4 separate regions of the Homo sapiens genome follow, and all the other regions are linked to region 2. A link is an interaction called in ENCODE POLR2A ChIA-PET data of the cell type or tissue named here. Cell type or tissue: PC-3. All regions are shown on one strand.

Region 1 (2,500 bases), 64 kb before region 2:
CCCAGCCAACTCACAGAATCATCAAAAATAATAAATTGTTGTTTCAGGCACCAAGTTTTGGGGTAGCTTGTTACACTGCAATAAATAATTGAAACTCTAGGAATGAGGTCAATTATTCTCAGGTGCCTCATGGAGAAGAATGATGAAGTAACTCAGGAAGAATACATAGAGTGGTTACTTGGATGGAGGTGGGCACTTCACACAAAAGTGAGCCACCCCCATGCTGTCCAGCGGCCTTTAATCTGTGTGATTGGCTTGAAAAGATGACCTGGGCCAAGCAGATTTGTCTTTCTCAGGAATTTGGAATTGGGAAATGGGCTGGGCAGTCAACCATTGGAATAGAAGCTGAGGATGCTGTGAAATACAGTTGGCTCCGAAGAGACCTGGGTGAGCCTCAGCAGACTGCAGTTATATGCAAAGTAAAGCTCGGCGCAGGTGGAGACTCTCTGAGCAGAATGAGATGAGCAGCAGATCAAGATGGGAAAGGATGTGCAGAGAGCAGCACATGAGAGAAACCATGCTGCCCTGAGATGGAGCCGCCTCTGCTCCTGACAGTTTCCCAAGTTCTAGCTAAGGCCTGGCTCTGGTGCCCATCTCTACACTTTCATGAGATTCTCCACATTGTTTCAACAAATGCCCCCAAAAGGAAATTTGGTGGATTGTGGTTTTGCTTGAGTGGCCACTTTTCCCGGCCTCTCTTTCTAATAAAAAGCCCTGCCTCCCTGGTTTTCTGGTCAAGAAGTACCAGACCTGGTACAGAGACCTGTAACTGAGACCTGACCAATGGCGGAGCCCTGTGTCCCTGGACACAAGGATGAGCATGTGACCCCAGCTGAGACACTCTTCACTCTTATTTAGGGCTTCTGGGAGATTTGGCTCTTTTTCTCTGAGGTTGTTAATTTGGGGCAATGTGAGCTGGGAACCCATTTGGCAGGTGAAAGAACATGGAAGAAGCACATCTGGAAGGACAATGGTGCCACAGAGAGAGAAGCAGAAGGAGGGAGGGAGAGAGGATGCAACTGAGTTTCTGGACCCAGCCATGCCTGAACTTCCCAATTACATGAGCCAATAAGCCTCCCTTTTTGCTTAAGCTTGTGTGAGTTGGATTTCGTTCACTTGCAACCAAAAGTCCCAACTAATCCATTCCCCTTTACTCACCCTGCCATGAGTAGGCACTGTTCCTTGCCATCAAGGAATCCTGCCCAGACTCCTGGTTCAGTCCCTTTAAGAACTTTCCCCGGGCCGGGTGCGGTGGCTCATGCCTGTAATCCTAGCACTTTGGGAGGCCGAGGTGGGTGGATCACAAGGTCAGGAGTTCAAGACCAGCCTGACCAACATGGTGAAACTCCATCTCTACTAAAAATACAAAAATTAAAACTGGGTGTGGTGGGGTGCGCCTGTAATCCCAGCTACTCAGGAGGCTGAGGCAGGAGAATTGCCTGAACCCGGGAGGCAGAGGTTGCAGTGAGCCGAGATCATCGTGCCACTGCGTGCCAGCCTGGGTGACAGAGCGAGACTCTGTCTTAAAAAAAAAAAAGAACTTTCCCCAGATCCTTCTTTGGAAGGATTAGAGAACTTGATCCTTAACTGTTCTTTCCACCCTTCCAGGCTTCTGGCCATGCTCTCTGGCTTGCCTGTCACTTGCTAATAGCTGGCTGGGTGCAGGGCTTCCCTGGCTCAGGGTTTCTGGACTCCAGCCAGGACTTTGCCTCCAGGTCCAGCACTTCTTCAGATGAATAAGCTGGGAACAGACCCTGTAGGGCATGACTCCAGGAGCCCCACACCTGGCTGTTCCCTTGGAGAGCCCTGCTCCAGCATGCCTGGCCCTGTTGGCTAATGTTTAGTAAGACCTGGGGCAGATGCCACCTCCTCCATGAAGCCATGGCTGCCCTTTGCTCTTTACCTATTCCTCACCTCTCCCCAGTCAGGTAAGACGCTTCCTCCTCTGAAGCTCAGAGCTCATGGGTTTTTTGTTTTTGTTTTTGTTTTTGTTTTGAGACAGAGTCTTGCACTGTTGCCCAGGCTGGAGTGCAGTGGCACGATCTCGGCTCACTGCAAGCTCCGCCTCCCGGGTTCACGCCATTCTCCTGCCTCAGCCTCCTGAGTAGCTGGGACTACAGGCGCCCGCCACCATGCCTGGCTAATTTTTTTGTATTTTTAGTAGAGACGGGGTTTCACCGTATTAGCCAGGATGGTCTCGATCTCCTGACCTCATGATCCACCCGCCTCGGCCTCCCAAAGTGCTGGGATTACAGGTGTGACCCACCGTGCCCAGCCGGTTTTTTTTTTAATCTCTTTTCACATTCTGACTTGGATTCACTCCCGTGGCTGAGAAGGCACAACAAGCAGTGGCCTTGATGTTAGGAGACCTGAGATCAAGTCCCAGCTTTACCATTTTCTGGGCCTTTGTTTCCTTGTCTTTAAAAAAAAAAAAAAAAAAATGACATGGCCGGGCACGGTGGCTCATGCCTGTAATCCCAGAACTTTGGGAGACCGAGGC
Region 2 (2,500 bases):
GCACCATTTTGTAAGCTCCCTGCTATTCTGCAGACCTTGGTCAAAGTGAAACATTTCACAGGGGTTTGGGCTGTGAGAAACATCCTGCCTAACCACCCGACCACAAGGCAGACAAAGGCCCAACTAAAGAAACATCCCTCTCATATCTTCCTGGGCAAAGGTCCAAGGGACACCATGATGACATCCCACTGGAACAAGGGCCAAACCGCCTCATCATGAGAACATCTTTATATCAATATCCTGCTAGGCAGCAACCCATACTGCCCAGACCCCTACCGCCCATACCTATAAATTGCCCAGTCTGTAAGCAGTGGTGGGCACTGGCATTAGGCTGGTTCCCCACTTCTGTAGGTTATTATGCTGGACATAAAGCCTGCGTTTGCTGTCGAGCCGCCCTCTTTCTGTGTGTGTGTGTGTGTGTGTGTGTGTCTTTCTTTAACCCTTGCCTTCTTTTCAAAACCTAACACGAGTAGACAAACGTTCTTTCTGAAGAGCCAGATTGTAAATATTATTGTAGGCTTTGCAGGCTATAGCTCTTCTGCCCTTGTAGTAGGAAAGCAGCCACAGTCATACTTAAAGGAATGAGCGTGGCTGTGTCCCCATAAAGCTTTCTTTACGGACACTGAAATTTTAATTTCACATAATTTTCATGTGCTAAGAAAATATACATATATATTTTGTGAGATGGTGTGTCGCTCTCGTCACCCTGGCTGGAGTGCAACGGCGCGATCTCTGCTCACTGCAACCTCCGCTACCTGGGTTCAAGCGATTCTCCAGCCTCAGCCTCCTGAGTAGCTGCGATTACAGGCGCCCGCTACCACGCCTGGCTAATTTTTGCATTTTTAGTAGAGACGGGGTTTCACCATGTTGGCCAGGCTGCTCTCGAACTCCTGACCTCAGGTGATCCGCCCGCCTCAGCCTCCCAAAGTGCTGGGGCTACAGGCATGAGCCACCACGCCCGGCCAAGAAAATATAGTTTTTTTATTTTTTCCAACTATTTCAAAAGGTAAAATTCATTCTTAGCTCCCAGGTTGTCCAAAAACAGACGCGCAGGATGGCCAAGCACCAGAGTTTATCGTTTGCCCATAATAATCGGGTTGATTCGGCCAAGGTTTCCCTCCCCCAACACGGTGCGCACTGGGAAGCGCGAGGACCACGTCCCTTGGTTTACCACTGCGCACCTCACAAGGCGCCCAGTGCATCCGGGTAGCGGGATGCCGGTTGGACCAACGCGAGGGTGGGCGGGGTCTAAGAGCTAAGCGTTGGGGGCGGGGCGGGACAGTGGGGAAGAGGACGGGTCGAGTGCTGGCTTCCGGCGGAAAAGCGCGCGAGCAAGATGGCCACCACCAAGCGCGTCTTGTACGTGGGTGAGCAGGAGGGGTTGCTAGGCGGAGTCTGAGTGAACGCGACCCCCAAGGGTCGGGGCGTGGGGTGGGACGCATCTCTGAACCAGGAGGACGGCGAGCTGCTGTCAAGGCCGGGTCTCTGGCGGTAGTGCTGGCGATAGCTCTGGCTGTGCTTAAACTCCTTCCAAGGTTTCCCACTGTCCTCAGGAAAAAGTGCAGACTTCTTAGCAGTACGCACTTCTCCAGCTTCTTTGCTTTGCTTCCCGATTCGCTGGGTCTCCCGAAAAATGACCCACTTGCCCCCAAGGTTCAGGTTATTTCACACCTTTGGGCCTCTGCTTTTGCGACTCCCTTGCAGTGAACAGCCTTGCCACACACCTCAGGTGCGTGAACCCGAGACGGAATGATTATTCTGACTTCCTAGCCCGCTGAGCTCCAGCGGGCCCCGAGGAGCGGTAAAGGAGTATTATGGCCCTTCGGATCCTCTCGTTCATTTGTTTTACAAACATTCAGTGCAGCGACGGCTCAGCCCCAGCCCCTGCCATAAAGGAAGGAGTTCCCAGACTAGCCAGAAAAAAAGTGGAATTACCTCAGTAGCACACTTTTGATAAGCGCTGTAGTGAGGATGGATCATGATAATATGGGCCTGGCTGCGGGACAAATGACCCATCCATCTGGAGAAGCGAGGGCAAATTCTGGATGCGGCGATGCCAGAGCTGATGAGCAGGAGTTAGCTACGTAACCGAAGCAGAGGCAAGGCCGTTCACTGCAAGGGAGTCGCAAAGGTGTGAAATAGCCTGACACTTGGGGGCAAGTGGGTCATTATTCGGGAGACCCAGGAAATTAGGAAGCAAAGCAAAAAAGCTGGAGAGGTGGGTACTGCTAAGGAGTTTGCACTTTATCCTGAGGACAGTGGGAAGCCTTTGAAGGAGTGTAAGCGAAAAGTTACGGGTTCAAATTTGCATTTTCCTAAGATCATTCTAGTTGGCTTTGTGGAGTTGATGGAATGGAGGCAGGGAGGTCAGTTGTGAAGCTATTGCAGTAATCCCAGGACTAGATGAGAGTCTGAAAGAAGGGCGAAGAGAGGAATATTTTTCATAAGTATGGGTGGGCAGAGATGAGAGGGGGATGTTTGTTTACCCAAAGAACTGAAT
Region 3 (2,500 bases), 150 kb after region 2:
GCTGGGATTGTAGGCATGAGCCACCGCGCCTGGCCGGGTGGGTAGATTCTTAAGACACACTCAAGTTTGAGAGTCACTGTCTTAATAATATAGGCATTAATGACTAAATGGAGTCAGTTGACTGTGGCTCAGTTTAAAGGCACCACAGTGCCCAGTAAGGAAAAGTAGAGGGTTTGTATGTGCAATGGCTTTGCTGATGCACAACCTCTGCTGGCCATGGGCTGTGAATGCTGTGAACCAGTCTGAGGCTCCAGTCTTTGCCCTCCCTCCTCCGCTGCCTATTTCAAGCTCCCCAAACCTGGCTATTTCTTTCCTAATAATTTACCACCTCTTGAAGCATCAATATGTGCACTCTGGGAAGATTTATTATTTTACCAATTCCTTCTATCATCTTTCAGATATGACTAATCTATATTCTGGTTGTGGCTTGTTAACATGGTTTAAATAATACTAATCATTTACTGAGCACTTACTATTGCCCTGACGACCCAAAGAAGTGCATGCTATTATTTCTACCTATTTTATAGATAAGAAAACTAGGGTTAGGAAAGGTTAATAATTTGCCCAAGGTCAAGAAAATGCTAGAAAATGCAGGGCCAAGATTTGGAACTGAGACTGTTGGGTGTGGGTGACCACTTAACCATACTGCTTCCCACAAGTTTAAAAGAAATCCATTATTTACTGGGCACCTACTGGACCCTTGGCACTGAGCCTAATCATTTAATAACACACCTGATTAGAGACTTTCTTTTTTAAATATTTACATTTGCTTGCCAAGAGAATGGTAACATTAATACAGTTGCTCCCTTTGGCCAGGAGTGTAAATAAACAGACATTAACAAGAGCCGCCCACTGGGCTTACAGTAGAAATGCCCACACACCAACCAACAGAACTCTAGCTGACACATTTAGACACCTCCTCTTTCCTCCTTCCCAGTCACCCGGTCATCAATCATCTCCCAGCTGGTTATCTTATCCTTAAAAAGAAACCTCTCTCACACTCCCTCCTATCACTTATCACAGATCAGCAAAGCCATCCCCATCCTCTTTTTCCCCTTTTAAAGTTAATATTCTGGAATATCCTGACCTCGGGAGCACTGTAGACAAATTCAGCACGTCTAAGATAGTTCAACCTGTCTCAGTTCCCCAAAATAACTGCCAACAGAGGCAGAAGTTAAACATACACTTTAGCCTTTTATTGTCTAACAGAGATGATGTCCTTCTCTCTTTGCTACACCAAGTGTGGCTTCTGGGTCACCCCGTATTGTCTATGTCCTGAGTTGGGAGTGTGATCCCTTAGGTGCATTATTCAGAGGCAAACCTAATTTGTAGAAATTGTCCTCTGAAATCCAGGAATAAACTCCTGACTATTTTCAGACAAAGATAGAGGTAGGAGTCTGTAGAAAAGAGCTAGGAAGGAGCTTAAAATACTTCGCATTCCAGAAACACCCTCCCTTCCCCCAGGAGATGGCTTTATTCCCACTCCTTTCTCAGCAGAGTTGACTCAAAAGAGCTGAAGCTTGGAGTCAGGCAGCTGGTACTAGGTGTGTGGGCTTAGGCAAACAACTTAAATGTCTCTGAGCTTCAGTTGGCTTTTCTGTGAAATGGGGCTGACAGCATCCTGCTCTCCAAGTTATTGTAAGAATTAAGATATGCAAAACTACTAACATTCATGCCTGTACCCATGGGTCCATACTATTGTACTAAGTGCTTTCAAAAATTTTTATTGAATTCTTTCAAGGTCCAGTAAAGGGAGATACGTCCTACAAACCAGACCCTTGACTAATGGCCTCAAAAAAGGAAGAAAAATACACTGGGAGTTTTAAGAAAAGAGTTCCAATAATCCATGTCAGTTTTACCAAACAGTTTCTTAGGTTCTAAGTGTGTTACCTATGTGCAGTGGGGGACAAGTGGAAAAAGCTTACCTGATAGGAGACTGGGCTTGGAATCCTGATTTTGCTATGACTTTGAGCAAGAAAACTCTCTGGGCTCCAGTACCATCAGGCAGATATTGCTTACTTACCAGGTTGGAGGGTCACAAGAGGGTCATTTTGTAAATGTGAGGAATTAAGAGGAGCTTTTTGACCGTACTGAGGCTCCATAGGAATTCGGGTGGGCAATACCAACCCAAGTCCCATCTGTAAGGAGGAGTTAGTGGAGGCTTCTTTCACCATGATGCTCATGGCCATCCTGAACAGCAACTGATTGCTTTTCAGTCCCAGATGGGGCCCCTTTGCAGCAAGACTATGCCACCCAGCACACATATGCCTCAGAGTTGCTGGTCATGGGACATTTGCTCCATTTCATCCCAATAAGTGGCAGGCACAATAGCCCCAAAGAGAGTTACAACAAGCAGTTAAATGACGGAATTCCACGTTTACCTTCTCCACATACCCCGTGCTAACAAACAAGCTGATCATCATAATATAGTGACTAAGACCTCTTGCTCTGGAGATAGGCAGAGCTGGTTTCAAATCACAACTGAATTACAAGCTTGTGA
Region 4 (2,500 bases), 610 kb before region 2:
AATTTTATCAAGATTCCCAGGTGATTTTTTTTTTCTTGAGGCAGAGTCTTACTCTGTCACCCAGCCTGGAGTGCAGTGGTGTGATGACAGCTCACTGCAGCCTCAATCTCCCCGGGCTCAGGTGATCCTCCCACCTCAGCCTCCCAAATAGCTGGGACTACAGGCTCGTGCCACCATGCCCGGCTAATTCTTGTTTTGTTTTTTTTTTTTTTTTTTTTGTCCGAGGCAGAGTCTTGTTCTGTCACCCAGGCTGAAGTGCAGTGGCATGATCTTGGCTCACTGCAACCTCTGCCTCCTGGGTTCAAGCAATTCTCCTGCCTCAGCCTCCTGAGTAGCTGGGGATTATAGGCGCATGCTACCATGCCTGGCTAATTTTTTTTGTATTTTTAGTGGAGATGGGGTTTCACTGTGTTGGCCAGGCTGGTCTCAAACTGGCTGGTCTCAAACTCCTGACCTCATGATCCGCCTGCCTTGGCCTCTCAAAGTGCGGGATTACAGGCGTGAGCTACTGCACCCGACCAATTCTTGTATTTTTTTTTTTTTTTTTGTAGAGATGGGGCTTTGCCATGTTGCCCAGGCTGGTCTCAAGCTCCTGAGCTCAAGTGATCCGCCCACCTTGGCCTCCCAAAGTGCTAGGATTACAGGCATGAGCCACCATGCCAGGCCCCCAGGTGGTTTTTTAATTCGATTCTGTGCCCGTTAAAGTTTGAGAAGCACCAAGTTTGTGATTAGGTGGTTAGTGCAAGGGGCTTTGGAGTTGGACAGACCTGGGATTGAAACCTGGTTTGGCCACTTACTACCTGTGTGACTTTAGATAAATTATTTGAACTCTCTGTGACAGTTTCTCATATGTGTAATAGGGGAACTCTCTATTTCATAGGGTTGTGGGGGAGAGTAAATGACATGGTGCATTTTGCAACTGACACTATCTTAGATTTAATGAAATTTAGTAATGTCTGTATCATATTAAGCACTGAGTCTAGCACAGCCTAGCATACTCAATAAGTGTTATTACTAATAATTAAATTAGGCAAATTTACAGGAATAAAGAGGCTTTCTCCTCTTCCTCTTTTTCTCTTTATCTCTCAATGAGTACGTTTGTCTGCAGTTTTATAAAGCTGTATTGTGTGTGTACACTCTTTGGTGTTTTGCCTAGCATTATTTAATGGTAGTTATAGCAGCAGCATTAACACATCTTGTACTTATTAATGTGCCAGGCATAATTTTTATGTACTTTATGCATATATTATTTCATTCAGTCCTTAGAGCAACCATGTGAAATAAATATTATCTCCATTTTCGGATGAAGAAACAGAACAAACAGGTTAAGTGACTTGCCTGAGATCACATAGCCAGTCAGTGGCAGAATCAGGATTTGAGCTGAGACACTCTTATTCCAGCATCTGTGCTCTATTTTCATGTATTGCTATTGCTCTCAAACTTATGTGGTGTGATGGAAATCAGGAAACTTTGATTGGATACTTGATTCTGCCACTAATTTATTTGTGACCTTGGTCAAGTCACTTGTCGTCTTTGGGCCTATTTCCTTATTATAAAAATGGAGGGATTATCAAACTCAAAAGCAATTAAACAAAAAAAGACAAAAAATGAAAAAAGAGTAAAACACAAAAACGGAGGGATTAGATGAGATTTGTAAAGTCTGTTCAGTGATTCATTCAACATATAGTGATTTCAAGCAAAGATTGGAAGAAAATTTTATCTAGGGAATTGGTTCAAAAGTACTTGTTCAAGCAGGTTGGTGTCATTAAGAACAAGGGGTTTGAATCTTGACTCAGCCACTTCCTGGCTATATGACCTTGGGCAACTTACTTAACCTTTCTAAACATTGATTTCCTCGTTAGTAGTGGGGAGAATAGTTCTTACCTTGCAGGGATATTGTGAGGTTTGAATAAGATAATACGTATTAGCACCTAGCATATGTGAAACATGCAGTGGATACTCAATATCCGTGAGTTGTCTTTTCTTCCTTCCATTCATTCGGGAGATGCTTAGGGAAGCAGATATACCAGATTCAAAAGGATTTAGACCCTCGCTTGGTCCTTATGTCCTTTTCTGTAATGGTATTCTCACCTTTGGGAAATGAGAATTAGTAGGGAAGGAAGTGTGCATATAGCCAGGTCCTGTCTGTTTTTAAATAATCCATCTTTTTGATTTTAGATTAAAATTTCTTTTTACAATATATAATTTAGGCCAGTAATCCCAGCACTTTGGGAGGCCTAGGTGGGCGGATCGCCTGAGGTCAGGAGTTGAAGACCGGCCTGGCCAACATTAGTGAAACCCCATCTCTACTAAAAATACAAAAATTAGCTGGGCGTGGTGGCATGCGCCTGTAATCCCAGCTACTTGGAAGGCTGAGGCAGGAGAATCGCTTTAACCCGGGAGGCGGAGGTTCCAGTGAGCTGAGATTGCGCCACTGCACTCCATCCTGGGCGACAGCGCAAGACTCTGTCTCAAACAAAACAAAGCAAACGACAGCAAA

The links. Peaks named below come from ENCODE experiments on the same cell type or tissue, not always from the same donor. Only the 100,000 strongest peaks of a DNase experiment are listed, where the experiment ranks them.
Region 1: POLR2A ChIA-PET joins it to region 2 with 10 read pairs; 14 of 35 experiments call an interaction of 5 or more read pairs at or near these places.
Region 3: POLR2A ChIA-PET joins it to region 2 with 14 read pairs; 3 of 35 experiments call an interaction of 5 or more read pairs at or near these places.
Region 4: POLR2A ChIA-PET joins it to region 2 with 16 read pairs; 2 of 35 experiments call an interaction of 5 or more read pairs at or near these places.

Annotation. Positions count from the first base shown.
Region 1 is chr1:39,673,717-39,676,216 of GRCh38, forward strand. No RefSeq gene overlaps it. Among named protein-coding and RNA genes, the nearest start is that of NT5C1A, 2.9 kb to the left of the region's middle. In PC-3, no CTCF peak of the experiment used is centred here; no DNase peak of the experiment used is centred here.
Region 2 is chr1:39,737,565-39,740,064 of GRCh38, forward strand. PPIE (peptidylprolyl isomerase E) reads left to right here and starts at 1,318. Exons shown (of 10, transcript NM_006112.4): 1 at 1,318-1,367. The coding sequence starts at 1,337. RefSeq lists an enhancer at 1,366-1,575. In PC-3, no CTCF peak of the experiment used is centred here; a DNase peak (open chromatin) is centred at 1,277; H3K4me3 peaks cover 1,539 bases.
Region 3 is chr1:39,891,888-39,894,387 of GRCh38, forward strand. The region is part of intron 1 of MYCL-AS1 (MYCL antisense RNA 1); the gene reads left to right. Among named protein-coding and RNA genes, the nearest start is that of MYCL, 8.8 kb to the right of the region's middle. In PC-3, no CTCF peak of the experiment used is centred here; a DNase peak (open chromatin) is centred at 1,504; H3K4me3 peaks cover 515 bases.
Region 4 is chr1:39,123,520-39,126,019 of GRCh38, forward strand. It overlaps a transcript of MACF1 not described here. Among named protein-coding and RNA genes, the nearest start is that of MACF1, 80 kb to the right of the region's middle. In PC-3, no CTCF peak of the experiment used is centred here; no DNase peak of the experiment used is centred here.